Linked DNA regions of Homo sapiens: region 1 is linked to region 2. A link is an interaction called in ENCODE POLR2A ChIA-PET data of the cell type or tissue named here. Cell type or tissue: A673. All regions are shown on one strand. Each heading gives the region's core, and the rest is flanking DNA. Links, peaks and the distances in the headings are about the cores only. Region 1 holds the start of LOC105375520 (a long non-coding RNA gene). Region 2 has its middle 22 kb from the start of AKR1B1.

Region 1 (2,919 bases), core at 234-2,733, 78 kb before region 2:
CATTTTCATGTGATGCACAGAATAAAGAAATGTGTATTATTCATAAAAATATTCCTTCTAGAACCACTTAGCTATGAATCAGTGAGGAGGGATATCTTTTTTAGATAATTGAGATTAAGAAGGTATATCTATTAGCTGTTTTCGTGTAACAACCCAACTGGTTATTACAGCAACCATTTATTTGCTCGTGATTTTGTGGGTTGGCAATTTGGGCAGGAATCAGCTGATAAGCCGATCTCAGAACCACGTGGTATCAGCTGGGTTTCCTCACCTCTGTGGGCCTCACTGGGTGGACTGGGTTGTCAGGGAAGACAGGGACCCTCTTTATGTGTTTTCCGTTTTCCATGAGGCTAACTTGGGCTTGTTCATAGGTAGCAGCATTGTAGGAGGCCTACCCTTGGAATGTGTGCAGTGTCACTTCTGTCACCTTCTATTGATCAAAGCAAGTCTCAAGGCCAGGACGGGGCCAAGGAGTAGGGAAATAGATTTCACCTCTTGAGGGGATTTGTTACAAGGAATTTTCGCTAATAGTTTTTTTTTTTTCTTAGGTGGAGTCTCGCTCTGTCACCCAGGCTGGAGTGCAGTTGCCCAATCTCAGCTCACTACAACCTCTGCCTCCCGGGTTCAAGCAATTCTCCTGCCTCAGCCTCCCAAGTAGCTAGGACTACAGGTGCACACCACCACACCCAGCTAATTATTGTGTTTTTGTTAGAGACGAGGTTACACCATGGTGGCCAGGATGGTCTCAATCTCCTGACCTTGGGATCTGCCTGCCTTGGCCTCCCAAAGTGCTGGGATTACAGGCGTGAGCCACTGCACCTGGCATAATTTTGGCTACTCTTAATCAACCCCAGAAGGTTTAATAAGAACTTTGATTAGCTACTTTCTAGCTTCATGAATTTACCAAGCTATTCCTGGTTTTGCACCTTTAAGAAACTCATTTTTTAAATCTGATGAATATATGTCCATAAGAAGCTTTACTTGGTTAAAATTAAATACATACAAAATTGACAGAAAAATTATTTTGTCAAAGAAAAATGAACGAAGAGTAGTGTCATTTTTCATTGTCACATTCATTTCTCTAAGAAATGGATCTGTCCTTCAACATCTCCTCCTAGCCCATACTGTTTGAATATAGAGGGCTCTTGGGCCATGGTCCGGGGATTATTTATAATCAGCAACAAGGGGTTACAGTGTCATGGCTTACAATTTGGTGGGGTGGGACCAGGGACTAGTTGGAGTTTTTTGTTTTGGTCGTCATAATTTATTTGAAGCAGGGAGCTTGGCTCTCCACCCTTTGTACTTATTAGTCCACCAAACATCTGCCCAGTCACCACTGGGACTTTTAACACTCCATACTTATACATGCTTGATTTTTTGTGGTATAGACATAGACACTTATCAACATGGGCTAGCTTCTTTTGACCTTGCTCATCTCCATACGGGATGACTGAACAGGCATCAAACTGAAGGGTTAAAAAATGACTAGCCTGAGTTACACTGATGACAAGATGACCTTCTGTTGAAAAGAAAAAAGAGAATAAATAAGTGATTATTAAGCTCTTTTTAGAGTTAATTTGGTGGGGGTGGGCTGTGGAGTGACAGTTCATGATTCTGGAGGTGGCGGCACCTTCTTGACTCGGGTGTGATGAGTCCATCCTCTTTCTGTTGTCCAGACTGCAGTCTCAGTACATAGGAGCACTAGGTAGGGTCCTTCCCAGGCTGGTTCGAGCTTCCTTTTCTTCTACCCTTGGATGAGAACATGGTCTCAAGGCCAATGCTGATGTTCTGGAAACTCCAGGGGTGATGCCTGTGCTAGGAGACCTTTAGTCCCAAGGGAAAAGAAGGTAGAGCCTAGACCAAGTATATAATTTTTGAGGAAATGATCCTTTGTTTCAAACATAGGGATGTCAGCAATGGAGTGTAAGTAGGGCATTCCATAGAGCGTTTCCTCAGGTGACAGGCCAATATCTTTCCAAGGGGCAGTCCGGATTCTTAACCAAGCAATAGGAGTATATTTAGTCCATGGCAATCGAGTTTCTAAAACTAAGTTAAGTGGTTTATTAGAGTCTGATTCATCCACTCTACTCTTCCTGTGGAGGATGGATGCCAAGGAGTATGGTATTCCCAATGTATATCTAGTACCTGTGCTAACTTCTTAATGACATGCACAGTGAAATGGGTTGCAGTATCTGAATCAGTATTTTCTATTAGTTCAAATCTGGGTATGATGTTTTCAATTAGCGCTTTAACTACATTACTGGAGGTTGCACGTGAGAATGGGATTGCCTCTACCCAGTGGGTAAAATGGTCTATTATTACTAATAAGTATAACTACCAATTGGAGGCATTTCAGTGTAATTGATCTGAACACTTTGAAATGGTCTCAGTGCTGGATTTCTTCCACCAAGGCGCAATTTCCTTAGATCCTGCTTATTAGCTTTTTTTACATGTTAAGCAACTATCTATAACTTGTTTGGCCAGGGTGTAAATTCTTATACACCCATAAACCCGGAGAACTGCATTGCACATTGCTTGGGGTCCCCAATGGGTCCCTTGATGTAATTGAGACAAGACTTCCCTCATGAGAGGTTTTGACAACATTTCCCTTTGATCTGATAATATCCATTTCCTATCCGCATTTTCTTTAGCTCCTATTTTTATCAACGTCTTTTGTTCAATGGAAGAGAAAACGGGTTACAGTAGGAGGAGGGCATGGAGTTAAATGGAAGAAATGGCAACTTGTTTTGCTATTTTATTGTAACCGACTGAGTTATAGAGAGAATGCCACAGTCTGAGACTAATTCAGTGATCCTTTATTGCCAGCAACCGAGAGACGGCTAGAGCTCAAAATTCTCTCAGCCCCGAAGAAGGGGCTACACATCTTTTTACACCTTGGTCTAAAGAGGGGAGGAGGAG
Region 2 (2,919 bases), core at 142-2,641:
GTAGAATCTTATTTTAAAATAGGTATTTTTAAATATTCCATTTTTCACCTAATGAAGTGTACCTACCTCCGTACCTACAGACAATTTATCCTGGATGTGAGAAATTGATCCAAACAAGAAGAGCAGATTCCATTTTATGTGCCTTGAGATCCTTGAAGGCTCTTTCTCCTTTTCTTTCAGATAGCTAGGACTGAGGGGTGCATGTCAGACAATGGGAAGCCTTCCAAAACTGCCCGGGGTTTCTTATTGTGAAAAAAATGATTTTTACCATGTCTTTTATTCCCGCATCCTCTTTTAGGAACCCTTGACTGTTTTCCTGGCCAGGGTGATCAGACATCACCTGGAGCTGTGGAGGAAACTGATCAAATATCGAGTTGATCAGATATTGAGGATGGGGGTTTCTTGCACAACTGACTAAGTAGAGCTGTTTGGTAGAACTGGATTTTACAAAGAAGTGCACAGATGGGCCTAGTAGAAGATTTAGAAGCCTGACTGAAGTTTGGCCAAGCAAAGAATCCTTGTCAATTTCCATAACATGCTGCCTTTTGTTATCAGTGAAATTTTATTTTACTTTATTTTGTTTTATATTTTATTTATTTTATTGAGACAGAGTCTCAGGCTGGAGTGCAGTGGCACAATCATGGCTCACTGCAGCCTCGACCTGCAGGCTCAGTCTTTTTTTTTTTTTTTTTTTTGCAGAGGTGGGGTCTCGCTCTCTTGCCCAGGCTGGTCTTGAATTCCCATGCTCAAGTGATCCTCCTTCCTCAGCCTCCAAATGTGCTGGGATTACAGGCATGAGCCACCATGCCCGGCCTGAAACTTAATTTTAGCTGGGCAGGTGCTGCCAAGTGCAATTATGAAGCAGCTTAATGTAGGAGATGGATGTGTGAAGAAAATAAATAGGGAGAGAAAAAGAAGATACAAAATCAGTGCCAATGTCTAGACTTTACAGATGTAATGATTATCTAGTTATGTATCTCATAAGAGCAACCAGGTATATGTGGAGAAAGATCCTGGTTATCTTCCTTAATATCAATGTAATTGATTTGGGATGATGCCAAAGGTTCTAGTTTCCTTTAACAATGCACTCTGGAGCTGCTATCCACAATTACTTGTCCCAAAGGGGTTTTTTTTTTTTTTTACAATATTGATGTTGGCCTCACTTTGCAGATTTTGATTTTCAAGGTCTAAGGCCATGAACCCCCATCTGTCCTTAGGCAGCCAGCTTTGTTCTGTATGCAAAGTTATGACTCACACAGAAAGGCTTCCTGTGGGTGAAAAGGAATGTGTCGCCGATTTCAGTGGAACAGTGAGGACAGAGCTTGATATTGGATGTCAGAAGACCTGCATTTGAATTCCAACTCTGCTTTTTACTGGCTGTAAGAAATAAGTTTTTTGAGCTTCAGCTTTATCATCAACAAAGTGAGCAATATAAAGACTAACTCCAAGGGGTCAGGTGAAGGCTTAAGAAGACAATGTATGTGAACTGCTCATTGTAACTCTATAGTGTTTTAAGAAGCTAAGTTTTTGGAATGTATTATATATTGAAAGTAATGTGGGTTTTGACCTGTATACTTAGGTTACTTAATCTTTTTTAAGCCTAAACATTTTCATGTGCTAAAAATCAGACAGAGAAAGAAAGAGAGACAGAGGCAGAGCTATTACAACCTACTTTTGTAGGTTCTTTTGAGGATTAAGAAGGATAATATATGAAGTGTCTGGCAAAAATCCCAGCAATAAATGGCCTTCCATCTTCCTATAAAATTACAACTCTTTATTAAATTATTAAACCATTAGCTACTTGAATTTTTAAATAAGAAATGGAAGAATTGCCCACACCCAAGTTCTATCAAATCATATCCACATTCATCTTCCACTGTTATCCATCACTGTCATTTCTTCCAGCTCAATACAGTTTCTCTTCTTGAGTCCTTCTTGGCCCATCAAGGACCTGTAACTGTGAAACACCAGGCCCTTAAGCTAGTATCACAAAAAAGCTCTGGATATTTATGGCTGACAGATTTGTATTCTCATGACTACCTGACACTCAAGACTACTACATAGCTAAAGCCTCTTTCTGAAAAGTCCATGAAAAAAGAAACACATTTTTGTTCTAGGCACTTAGGTGAAACAGGCAAAGAAAGAAATTCTAAATTCATCACATATGCATAGCTCCCTCACCACGGGGCTTTTCTATGTATAGATCGTATAACCCATCCTACTTAAGGTGTAGATCAGTTAGTATTGTCACACTCTCCAACCAGTTTCAAGCTCTTGGGAAATAATTCTCTAGTTGGCAATTAGATAAGGTGAAAAGTGAAGGAGCTTTCTAAAGTCATTCAATCTTGGCTCCATTCCCTGAGTAGTTCTGTATGGTCTTGGGCAAGCTACTGAACCCTTCTGGGCCTTAAATGTCTCATCTGTAAGATAGCAACCATACCCACCTTTCAGGATATCAAGAGGACTAGAGAAACCTGGATGGAAATAGGCTGCACGGAGGAGGCAATTTCACAAAACACCTCCTCCATTTTAGAACATCTTTGTCCAGACACTAAAGGTGGAGAGAAGGGTGCATCACTTATGCTTCAGTGGTGATGTGTATGTGACACTCCTGTGATGAGATCAGCCCCTTCATCCAAGCTGGCCCCTTGTGACTGCTCTTCCTCAGGGTCTGGAAGTGTCCACGCAGCCTGGAGGTTTTGTATGGAGTCTCTAGACTCAGACTACCTCACTACCTGTCACCTTGCCATATGAAACACTTAGCATATTGCCTTTCATGCAAACCATTTCATGGGACCTCTCTGCTACATTTCTCCAGATTCTACTTTACCCCCATAAAGTAGGTTCTGCTCTTGGGAAAATCGTTACAAGATAACACCTATTCTCTTTCATCCAGCTCATCACTTACTCTCTTCTGAG

The links. ChIA-PET counts read pairs that join two places held together with the same protein. Peaks named below come from ENCODE experiments on the same cell type or tissue, not always from the same donor. Only the 100,000 strongest peaks of a DNase experiment are listed, where the experiment ranks them.
Region 1: POLR2A ChIA-PET joins it to region 2 with 6 read pairs; 3 of 35 experiments call an interaction of 5 or more read pairs at or near these places.

What each region holds. Positions count from the first base shown.
Region 1 is chr7:134,557,734-134,560,652 of GRCh38, reverse strand. All of the region lies in intron 2 of AKR1B15 (aldo-keto reductase family 1 member B15), which reads right to left. LOC105375520 (a long non-coding RNA gene) reads left to right here and starts at 2,057. Exons shown (of 3, transcript XR_928005.3): 1 at 2,057-2,919. In A673, for the core only: no CTCF peak of the experiment used is centred there; no DNase peak of the experiment used is centred there.
Region 2 is chr7:134,479,280-134,482,198 of GRCh38, reverse strand. No RefSeq gene overlaps it. Among named protein-coding and RNA genes, the nearest start is that of AKR1B1, 22 kb to the right of the region's middle. RefSeq lists a silencer at 2,288-2,582. In A673, for the core only: no CTCF peak of the experiment used is centred there; a DNase peak (open chromatin) is centred at 1,278.